2 separate regions of the Homo sapiens genome follow, and region 2 is linked to region 1. Evidence: chromatin loops called from intact Hi-C (ENCODE). Cell type or tissue: heart left ventricle. All regions are shown on one strand.

Region 1 (5,000 bases):
CCAGACCATCCTGGCTAACATGGTGAAACCCTGTCTCTACTAAAAATACAAAAAATTAGCCGGGCGTGGTGGCGGCGCCTGTAGTCCCAGGTACTCAAGAGGCTGAGGCAGGAGAATGGTGTGAACCTGGGAGGCGGAGCTTGCAGTGAGCCGAGATCACGCCACTGCACTCCAGCCTGGGCAACAGAGCGAGACTCCGTCTCAAAAAAAAAAAAAAAAAAAAGGCTGACCCAGGATTGGATCAGAGAGACAGGAATTGTTGGGAAGAGTCTCACAGAGGAGGGCACATTTAAAGGAGTCTTGAGGCCGGGCAGATCACATGAGGTCAAAAGTTTGAGACCAGCCTGACTAACATGGTGAAACCTCGTCTCTACTAAATACAAAAAATTAGCCGGGTGTAGTGGCACACGCCTATAATTCCAGCTACTTGGGAAGCTGAGGCAGGAGAATTGCTTGAACCCGGGAGGCAGAGGTTGCAGTGAGCCCAGATCATGCCATTGCACTCCAGCCTGGGCAGCAAGAGCAAAGCTCCGTCTCAAAAAAAAAAAAAAAAAAAAGGCCAGGCACGGTGGCTCACACCTGTAATCCCAGCACTTTGGGAGGCCGAGGCGGGTAGATCACCTCAGGTCAGGAGTTCGAGACCAGCCTGACCAACATGATGAAACCCCCATCTCTACTAAAAATACAAAAATTATCTGGGTGTGGTGGCGGGCACCTGTAATCCCAGCTACTCAGAAGGCTGAGGCAGGAGAATCACATGAACCTAGGAGGTGGAGGTTGCAGTGAGCCGAAATCATACCATTGCATTCCAGCCTGGGTGACAGAGCGAGACACCATCTCAAAAAAAAAAAAAAAAAGGAGTCTTGAAGAATGAGTTGGAATTTTTAAGAGAGGCGAGAGGGCAAAGAACATTCCAGGCCAATGAAAATACCTTGAGTAAAAAGACAAAGGCATGAAGGTCCACTGTATGTTTAAAGAACTTTTATGATGAGGAGACCAGCATGATGTGCTTGTGCTGGGGAAGCAGGGGGACGTCAGGCTGCCCCAGGTGTACAGGATCTTGAGGGCTGACCTTTATCTTCTAGGTAAGGGGCTTCTACTGAAAGTTTCCATGTGGGAAATGAATGTTCATTTTTTCCTTTGGAAGGAATTCTGGCAGTGGTGTGGAGGATGAATTCATTCACTACCAGCCTTCTGTTGGGAAGGGTGGGGTGAGGCGGGGTGTGTGTGGGTGCACAGGGCAAGAGCAGGCTGAGATGGGAGGCAAAAGACCTGTTGGAAGTCTTTTAGAGAAGGTCCAAAAGTAGGACAGGCGGACGGAGATGGAGAGGCGGGGGCTAATTTGAGAAACATTTTGGTGGTTCTATACTGTTGTCATTAAAAGCATAGATTATAGAGTCAGACAGTCCTAGATTTTAAGCCCTGCTTTGCCACTTACTGCTTGTATGAATTTGAATATTACATAACCTCCTCTTTGAGCCTTAGTTTTCTTGTTTATAAAATGGGGATGATAACAGCGCCTTACCTTCCAGGTGGTTTGGGGAAGTGAGATAATTTATGTAAAGCCCTTAGCATGGAGCCTAATACATAGTAAGCATGCAGTAAATGGTAGTTCCCATCTACCAGACCTAGGGATTAATAATGTATTAATTATTTGATTGGGGGTGGGAGTAAGACAGTTAAGAGTCACTTGTGATGGTAAGGGTGATTGGATATATAGAGATACATTGAATGAGTCAAATGAAGCAATGTTGAGTTTTATAAAGACAGTAAAGTTAATCTTAGACTAAACATAGATGGTCCTCCATTCTACATCTGGAGTTCGCTTGTGAGCAGAGCATTGCTCTCTTTGGAGATGGGAACCCATGGGCCGCACAGCACTGCCCTCTAGTGGCTAATAAGCAGAACAGCCAGAAGGTGGCCCCCAGCACATGAGCCCACACTTTCATGTTCTCTGCCCTCTTTCCTTCCTCCACCAAAATAAAGCAGATGTGGGTGGATCGGCCCACAGGTGGCTGGCTGAAGAGTTGGTAAATCTGGTCAAACATTTACATTCAAATCTATCATCCGTGCTTACTGAGAGGAGAAATTGCCTAGATAAGGAGTAGCTAATCATACACGTTTCCTGTTTGTGTTCACTCTTTCCCCATCTCTCCGCCTGGCTCAGCCCTCTGGTAGATTACCTAGAAATGTGTATGGGCAGCAGCAGCTCTCCATGGTTAATGGACAGCGTAGGATGAAGACACCATGTTAAGGGTGTTTCCGTTGTGCCAATTAGTGTGGGAGTTGGAAAATTTGTCAAATTTGCAATGTCAGGTTTCTTCCTATTCTTTGGTTCACAGGGTTACCCCTCTTTGTCCAGCGCACAGTGGCCCGAACCATCGTTTTACAAGAGATTATTGGCAAGGGTCGGTTTGGGGAAGTATGGCGGGGCCGCTGGAGGGGTGGTGATGTGGCTGTGAAAATATTCTCTTCTCGTGAAGAACGGTCTTGGTTCAGGGAAGCAGAGATATACCAGACGGTCATGCTGCGCCATGAAAACATCCTTGGATTTATTGCTGCTGACAATAAAGGTAAGGGCTGGGCTTGGATACAGCATTCCCAGATAGAGGATGCTAGAGAAAGTGCATAGCTATGGGGTGCACAGCTCTGTTTGCCTTCATCATTGTAACCCGTAGAAAGAAAACTTGAGTAAGGTCAAGGTTTCCATGCTTTCCTTAAAGTGTGGAGCCTTTTATTCCATGAAAAGGTTATACAAAAATCCAGGTTATCAAGCAAATAAACAAGCAGTTCTTACTCAGATAAACAAGATACACCCCCTCACCCTACCTGCTCAATTTCTCTTTCTCCACTCCCCCAAACCCACCTCCATTGTAGTTCCTGCAGGGGGTCCCGTAAGCTTATTTTGAAAATCACTAGGATGGGCTGGGCGCGGTGGCTCACGCATGTAATGCCAGCACTTTGGGAGGCCGAGGCAGGCAGATCACTTGAGGTCAGGAGTTTGTGACCAGCCTGGCCAACATGGCAAAACCCCATCTCTACTAAAAATACAAAAATGAGCTGGCCACGGTGACACCTACCTGTAATCCCAGCTATTCAGGAGGCTGAGGCAGGAGAATTGCTTGAACCCAGGAGGCGGAGGTTGCAGTGAGCTGGAGGTTGCAGTGAGCTGAGGTCGCGCCACTGCACTCCAGCCTGGGCGACAGAGCGAGACTCCGTCTCAAAAAAAAAAAAAGAAAAAAAAAATCCCTAGGATGAGGAATTGCGGCCTCAACCCTGGCAAGGAGGATAACGACAGAAAAGCCTGTAGTCCACGAAGTGTCGCCTTCGGACTCTGCTCTTGGTCAGTCCTGTCCCTGAGGATTCTTTCCTTCTTCCTCTCCCTTTTATTGCTTTAGTTTTTGAATCTCTTATGTGCCAGGCACCTCCCTATGTTTGAGGACCTCATTGACTAGCAAAGGATGACGAGTAAGGGTGATTAGAGGAGGTAAACACGAGTTGTTCTGTTGAGCACAAATTGGGGCTGACTCGCACCTGAGCCCAGTTGAGACAAAGGTGGCAAGAACTGGTCAGGAAGAAAAATCTTCCTTGCAGGGAAGAGCACTGCAGACATGTGCAAAGGTGAGGTTTGGGGCCCAGCAAGTAACTTGGATGGCTGTGGGTGGAGAGGGAGGCAGAGGCCAGATTATGAGGGGCCTTTTTGAGAGGATTGTATTCCATTCTGAAGATAGTGGGTAGTAATTAAAATTTCATTCATTAATTCTATAACATTTATTGACTGCTGTGGGCCAGACCTCTGCTGGCTGCTTGGACCATCACACATAAGAGCAAGACACAGTCCCTCCCCTCACAGAGCTCCCAGGAAGAAGGGGACAGACACGTGGACAGGTAGTGGCACCCGGAGCACAGAGAGGATGCTGTGAGTGGCTGGTTCACATTGTGGAAGGGTCTCTCTAGCAGTTGTGACATGACTTGCTCCTGTGGCATGGTGCAATTTAGAAGTTAGTGTCTACAAAGCCTACAGAAGATGCTATTTGTTTTTCATTCCTGAAACAACAGCAGACTGCTCATTCCTCACATTGCCATGGGAAGTTGTAATGGTCTCTGCTGCCCCCAAGCTGAGGAGCCTTAGACTCCAATACAAGGGAGGAAGGGGAAGAGCAAGATTTTTATTCCCACTGAGTAAGCTATTCCTTTTTAAAACTATCACCTTTTGATAAAATTTAAATCTTATATGTTTTAAAAGGATCAAATCATGTCTTCTCTTTGAACTTGTTAGCAGGGTCCTCAGGACTTTGGGGCTGGTTAGAGTGCGAGAAGCAGTGTGTTGGGTGGGCCCCTTGTTTGTGATAAGAGAAGCCAAGATGTGTGTGTTTCCAGGATCCATCCCTTTATTGATTCTGGCAGCTTGTGTGAGTAGGGATCTGGCTTTCAAAACCCACCTTAAGGCCAGGGAAGGGAAACAATCAGACTCCCTCGTTCTTGCCTTTTTAACATGGGGTATATATAGTATGGTGCCCTGGAATCAGCGCCAGCCTGGAATTTTGGAGATTTCAACTCAATTTCCAGTCTTCCAATTGACAACGGCATGGCTTAATTCGATTCCTGGCTTTGGTGTTTCTTTTTCTCCCTCCTCCTGCTCTCCTCCTTCCTGCTGTCCCTAGTGTAAAAGAGAAAATAAAGTGTATGCACTCTACCTTCCATTGCTCCTCTGAAGGATGAGATGCCTTTCTGGGAATACTTGGAAGTGGTCTATTCATGCACTGAAAAGCATTTTTTGGCCTGGAATCCAATAATCCATAAAGGAGATCTTTCCTACTCACAGAGATATCATAGCCTGGTAAGAACAACAGACTGAAAAGAAACATTACAGATGAGACAGGTGCTGTGTTTGGGCTGTGTTCAGAGGGTCGCTGGGACACAGGAGGCCCTCCAAGGCTTTCCTGTTTGGTGGTGGTAGATCCAGCTCATTGTGGTTCTCCCGTGCAGATGAGCAAGTC
Region 2 (5,000 bases), 54 kb before region 1:
CTGCTTCCACCAGGGCCACATTCAGTTTGCTCGAAATAGAGACAGAGGGCTTCTTGACTTTGCATATGATTTGCATAATGTCATAGACACACAGTCTATTTTCAGGCAGTTTTCAGGTTAAAGTGTTGTCACTGCTGCCCTACAGGGTGTCATGTCTGGATGAGTCTCTTCTCTGTTCTTTCTCACCCACCCACTCTTACTGACCTACATCCCCAGCTGCAGGAGCGAATGGTGAGGCAGGGGGAGAATGGGGTTGTCCAGGGAGACACATGGGCAGGGAAATCAAGGGAATTTCCTTATTACCAGCATCACCAGAAACAGAATCTGGTTGCTCAGGGTCAACTGATAGGAAGAGGGTAAGGAATGGGAAGTCAGGTAACCCATCTGCTGTTCTGCACAAACCCTTCCCACCTCTCCTACCAGGAGAACAGCCAGTTCCTGTTTCTCTATTCAGTCTTCTGACAGTTTGAAGAAAGATGTCTAGATAGATAAACCTGTTTCTTTCAGCCACCCATAAAGCCTTGCTTGGCCCAGACATCCCTCATGGGCATTTATTTTCAGCGCTAAGATTAGATCTTCACCTCTTGGGAAATCTGACCTGCAGTCTGTTCCTCTCCTGGGAGCCTTATCTGAGAGATAAGGATCATAGTCTCATGATCAATATTTTTGGAGCACCTGGCACACAGTAGGAGGTCAGTCAGTGCTGGAGTCCCCTCCTCTTCTTCATCTAGAGGTCTGTACCAAGTACCTCATTGTCCCAGGCCTGGATGCTCGACACACACACCAGCCTCTGAGGGCTCAGATGCAGAAACAGACTTACAAGGGCCAGTTGAGGTGACTGTCACTAAGTTATCTGGGACCTTGGCCAGTTGCTCGGCCTCCTCATCTGGAAAGGAGGGGGATTGGTGATTGGTGGAGACTAGGGGCAAAGACAATTCCTATATTATAGCTTGAGCTGTTTGGCAACCTTCCTTGATCACAGAGGGTCAGGGCTGGAGCCCCACCCAGGGCTCCCTCCTGTAGACACTCTGGCTTTGGGGCATGTCTGGTGTGCTGTCTTCCTGTGTACATCAAAGGATCCACCAGATGCCAAGGCAAAGAGCCTGAGAACCTTACTGGGTCCTGGGAAAGGGGAGACCACTTGGTCTGGCTGCCCAGCCGCCACGCACTACCCAGAATTCCCTGTCCCATGTCCAGCCCCCAGGACCTGCCTCATCCCCTCAGGCAGGCGTTTCCTGTTGATAAGAAGCTCCGTCACAAACACTGATAAAGACATGAAAAAAGGAAATCGACAGGCTTGGGTATAATGGGCATTTTGTCTGCCTTTTCTACCCCTCTTCCTTCTCCCAGAACCGCCCACTCCACACCCCCACCTCATACCACTTCCCAGAACTGAGGAGAAAGGATTCCCCTACCTCCACCATGGGCCCTATTTGATAGTCTCCAGGAATTTGGCCTGAAGGCTTACACAGGTCTCAGAAGAGGGACCCAGCTTGGCCTGGGTCAGGATGGGAGCCCTGAGGCAGTAAGCACTGGGTGCTGGGAGGCCCCAGGCCAGGGAAATGGGCAGCAGCACCTAGAGGAAGGACAGTCCAGTGCAGGTCTAATCGAGGACCGTCCTCTTCCCTCCTCCTCTCCTCCCAGAGGCTTGGATCCAAGTGGTGGTTAGGTGGCTAGATAGTCTATAATTAGTGCATTTTCCTTAATTTTAGTCTCAAGCTTGTTACTGGAAAATCTCATTAATTTTGAGTCTACTAATTTGGAATCTATGATCCTTCAGGCCAAGAGGCTGAACTGATGTTTAGAAAAATAAACAAAGCAAACAAGTTTTCGAGGCAGGCCCTACCACCCTTCTTGTGTTGGATTTGTAAGTTCAACTTGACAAAGGTAGTTGTCCTAAAGCGCTGGGCCTGCAGTTGAGATAACCTGCCACCAGGTGGGTGATGAGGCCTGCCACTGGTGTTTTAAGTAGTCATTGCTCATGGACAGATGTTTTAAAGATTTTATATTCAATGATTCTTTCTTCCTCTTCTCCAGAGATGCAACTCCTTAATAAAACAGTAAGACAAACACAGAAAAGTGGAATAGATGGTTCTAAGTGGCCAGCATTTAACAGAAAAACAACAGCCAGCATATACAACTTGGAGATTTTCTTGATTTAACTGTTTTCCAGTCCTGGTTGCCACCCAGCTAGGGCCTTATCCTGGTTTCAGGCCCTCACATCTCTCATTGCATTTTTGACACTTGGTGGAAGGAGCAGAGGAGTAAAGAGCAAAGGGTTTTATCCAAGTCAAAATTCCAGCTGTTCTACCCTGGTCCAGTGGCTCACTCCTGTAATCCTAGAACTTTGGGAGGCTGAGGCGGGCAGATCACTTGAGGCCAGGAGTTTGAGACCAGCCTGGCCAACATGGTGAAACCTCATGTCTACTAAAGATACAAAAAATTAGCCAGGCGCGGTGGTGGGCACTTGTCATCCCAGCTACTCTGGAGGTTGGGGTGGGAAAATTGCTTGAACCTGGGAGGCGGAGGTTGCAGTGAGCTGAGATCACACCACTGTACTCCAGCCTGGGAGACAGAGTGAGATTCTGTCTCAAAAAATAAAACAAAACAAAACAAAAACAAAATTCCAGCTGTTTTGTTGGATTTTACTTACTTACTTATTTATTTATTTTGAGGCAGGATCTTGCTATATCACCTAGGCCGGTCACAGGCTCCTAGGCTCAAACAATCCTCCTGAGACAGCCTCCTGGGTAGCTGAGACTACAGGTGCATGTCACCATCCTGGCTAATTTTTTTTACTTTTAATTTTTTTTAGAGATAGAAGTCTTACTCAGATGTTGCTCAGACTGGCCTCAAACTCCCAGCCTCAAGTCATCCTCCCACCTGGGCCTCCCGAGTAGCTAGGATTACAGGTGCAAGCTACCACGCCTAGCCTACCTGTTGTTTTAGTAATTCGACAAATTTATTCTAAATTTATATGGAAGAGTATAAGTTCATGAATAACTAAGTCAATTTTCTTTATTTTGGGTTATTTTCTGACTATGTTATGCATTCACATGATTCAAAAGCCAATGCATCTACATTGGAGTAGTGTGGGAATGAAAAAAAAAAATTAAAATAAAGAAATAAAGGCCGGGTGTGGTGGCTCATGCCTATAATCCCAGCCCTTTGGGAGGCCGAGGTGTTTGAGTCCAACCTGGGCAGCAAAGAAAGAATTAGTCCCTACAGAAAATTAAAACAGTGTAGTATTCCACTCTTTGAATGTACCAGTCCCCTATTTTTGGAAGTTTTGTTTTTTTCCAGTTTGGGGCCATTATAAGCAAGGCTGCAGTGAATAAATTTGTGTATACATTATTTTCCTTTATTCCAGTATTTCTGTAAGATACATTCTAAAAAGTGGAATTCCTGGGTCAAAGGAAATGTGAATTTGGCCAAGTCAGTTGTGAAGAAGTGCAAAGGGGGAGACTTGCCCCAGAAGACAATAAGACAAGTCACAGAAAAATAGAATAGTACCAGACAAGTAGACAAATAGACAAGTAGAACATGTTAAAGAACCCAGGAACAGGCCAGGCACGGTCTCTCACGCCTGTAATCCCAGCACTTTGGGAGGCCAAGGCAGGTGGATCACCTGAGGTCAGGAGTTCGAGACCAGCCTGGCCAACATGGTGAAACCTCGTCTCTATTAAAAATACAAAAATTAGCCAGACGTGGGGGCGGGTGCCTATAATCCCAGCTACTCGGGAGGCTGAGGCAGGAGAATCGCTTGAACCTGGAGGGTGGAGGTTGCAGTGAGCAGAGATCATGCTACATCATTCCAGCCTGGGTGGAAGAGCAAAACTCTGTCTGAAAAACAAAACAAAACAAAACGAAACAGAACCCAGGAACACCCAGGCGCAGTGGCTCATGTCTGTAATCCCAGTACTTTGGGAGGCTGAGGCAGGAGGATTGCTTGAGCCCAGGAGTTCAAGACCAGCCTGGGTAACATCGCAAGACCCTGTCTCTATAAAAAATAAAAAATTACCCAGGCATGGTGGCACATGCCTGTGGTCCCAGCTTCTCAGGAGGCTGAGACGGGAGGATTGCTTGAGCCCGCTGGTCGGGTGGGAGTCTAGGGCTCCAGTGAGCCATGATCACACCACTTCACTCCAGCCTGGGTGACAGTGAGATCCTATCTTAAAAACAAAAAAACAAAAAACAAAGAACTCAGAAACAAATCCATATGCATCTGAAAACTGTTATGTGATAAAGGTTGCATCAGAAATTAGTGAAGGCTGGGCGTTGTGGCTCACGCCTGTAATCCCAGCACTTTGGGAGGCTAAGGCAGGCAGATCACCTGAGGTCAGGAGTTTGAGATCAGCCTGGTCAACATGGTGAAACCCTGTCTCTACTGCAAATACAAAAATTAGCCAGGCGTGGTGGCGCACACCTGTAATCCTAGCTACTCAGGAGGCTGAGGCACAAGAATTGCTTGAACCTGGGAGGCAGAGGTTGCGGTGAGCTGAGATCACACCACTGTACTCCAGCCTGGGCTATGGAGTGAGACCCTGTCTCAAAAAAAAAAAGAAAAAAAGTGAAGATGATGGCTAAAAAATACAGGGTTTTGTGAGGGGGTGATGAAAATGTTCTAAAATGGACTGTGATCATGGTTTTACAGTTCTGTGAATATACTGAAAGTCATTGAATTATGTGCTTTAAATGGATGAATTGTATGGTATGTAAATTATATCTTAATAAAGCTGTTAAAATATGGGGAAGAAAGGCCAGATTTTTTAGATAGTGTTGGAAATACTGGAACACTGTTCAGATAGAAAATGCAGTTGGGACTCTCCCTTACATCGTCTACAAAGATGGACTCCACATGGATTAAGGACCAAAGTGTAAAAGGCCACACTATAAGGCTAGTAAAAGAAAGTGTAAGAGAACATCCTTGTGACCCAAGGTTGGGGAAAGACTTAAAGAAGACCCTTGGCCGGGCGCCGGTGGCTCACGCCTGTAATCCT

What was found. A loop is a pair of places that touch in the nucleus more often than their neighbours do. Peaks named below come from ENCODE experiments on the same cell type or tissue, not always from the same donor. Only the 100,000 strongest peaks of a DNase experiment are listed, where the experiment ranks them.
Region 2: a loop joins it to region 1, with 7 times the contacts of the local background. A loop is called at or near these places in 49 of 110 quality-filtered maps.

Annotation. Positions count from the first base shown.
Region 1 is chr12:51,978,627-51,983,626 of GRCh38, forward strand. ACVR1B (activin A receptor type 1B) reads left to right here. Exons shown (of 9, transcript NM_004302.5): 4 at 2,343-2,573. Among named protein-coding and RNA genes, the nearest start is that of TAMALIN, 26 kb to the right of the region's middle. RefSeq lists enhancers at 2,045-2,094, 2,105-2,154. In heart left ventricle, CTCF peaks have their summits at 1,911 (motif pointing left), 2,117 and 4,204; a DNase peak (open chromatin) is centred at 1,895.
Region 2 is chr12:51,925,004-51,930,003 of GRCh38, forward strand. No RefSeq gene overlaps it. Among named protein-coding and RNA genes, the nearest start is that of ACVRL1, 20 kb to the left of the region's middle. In heart left ventricle, a CTCF peak has its summit at 1,945; no DNase peak of the experiment used is centred here; H3K27ac peaks cover 1,852 bases.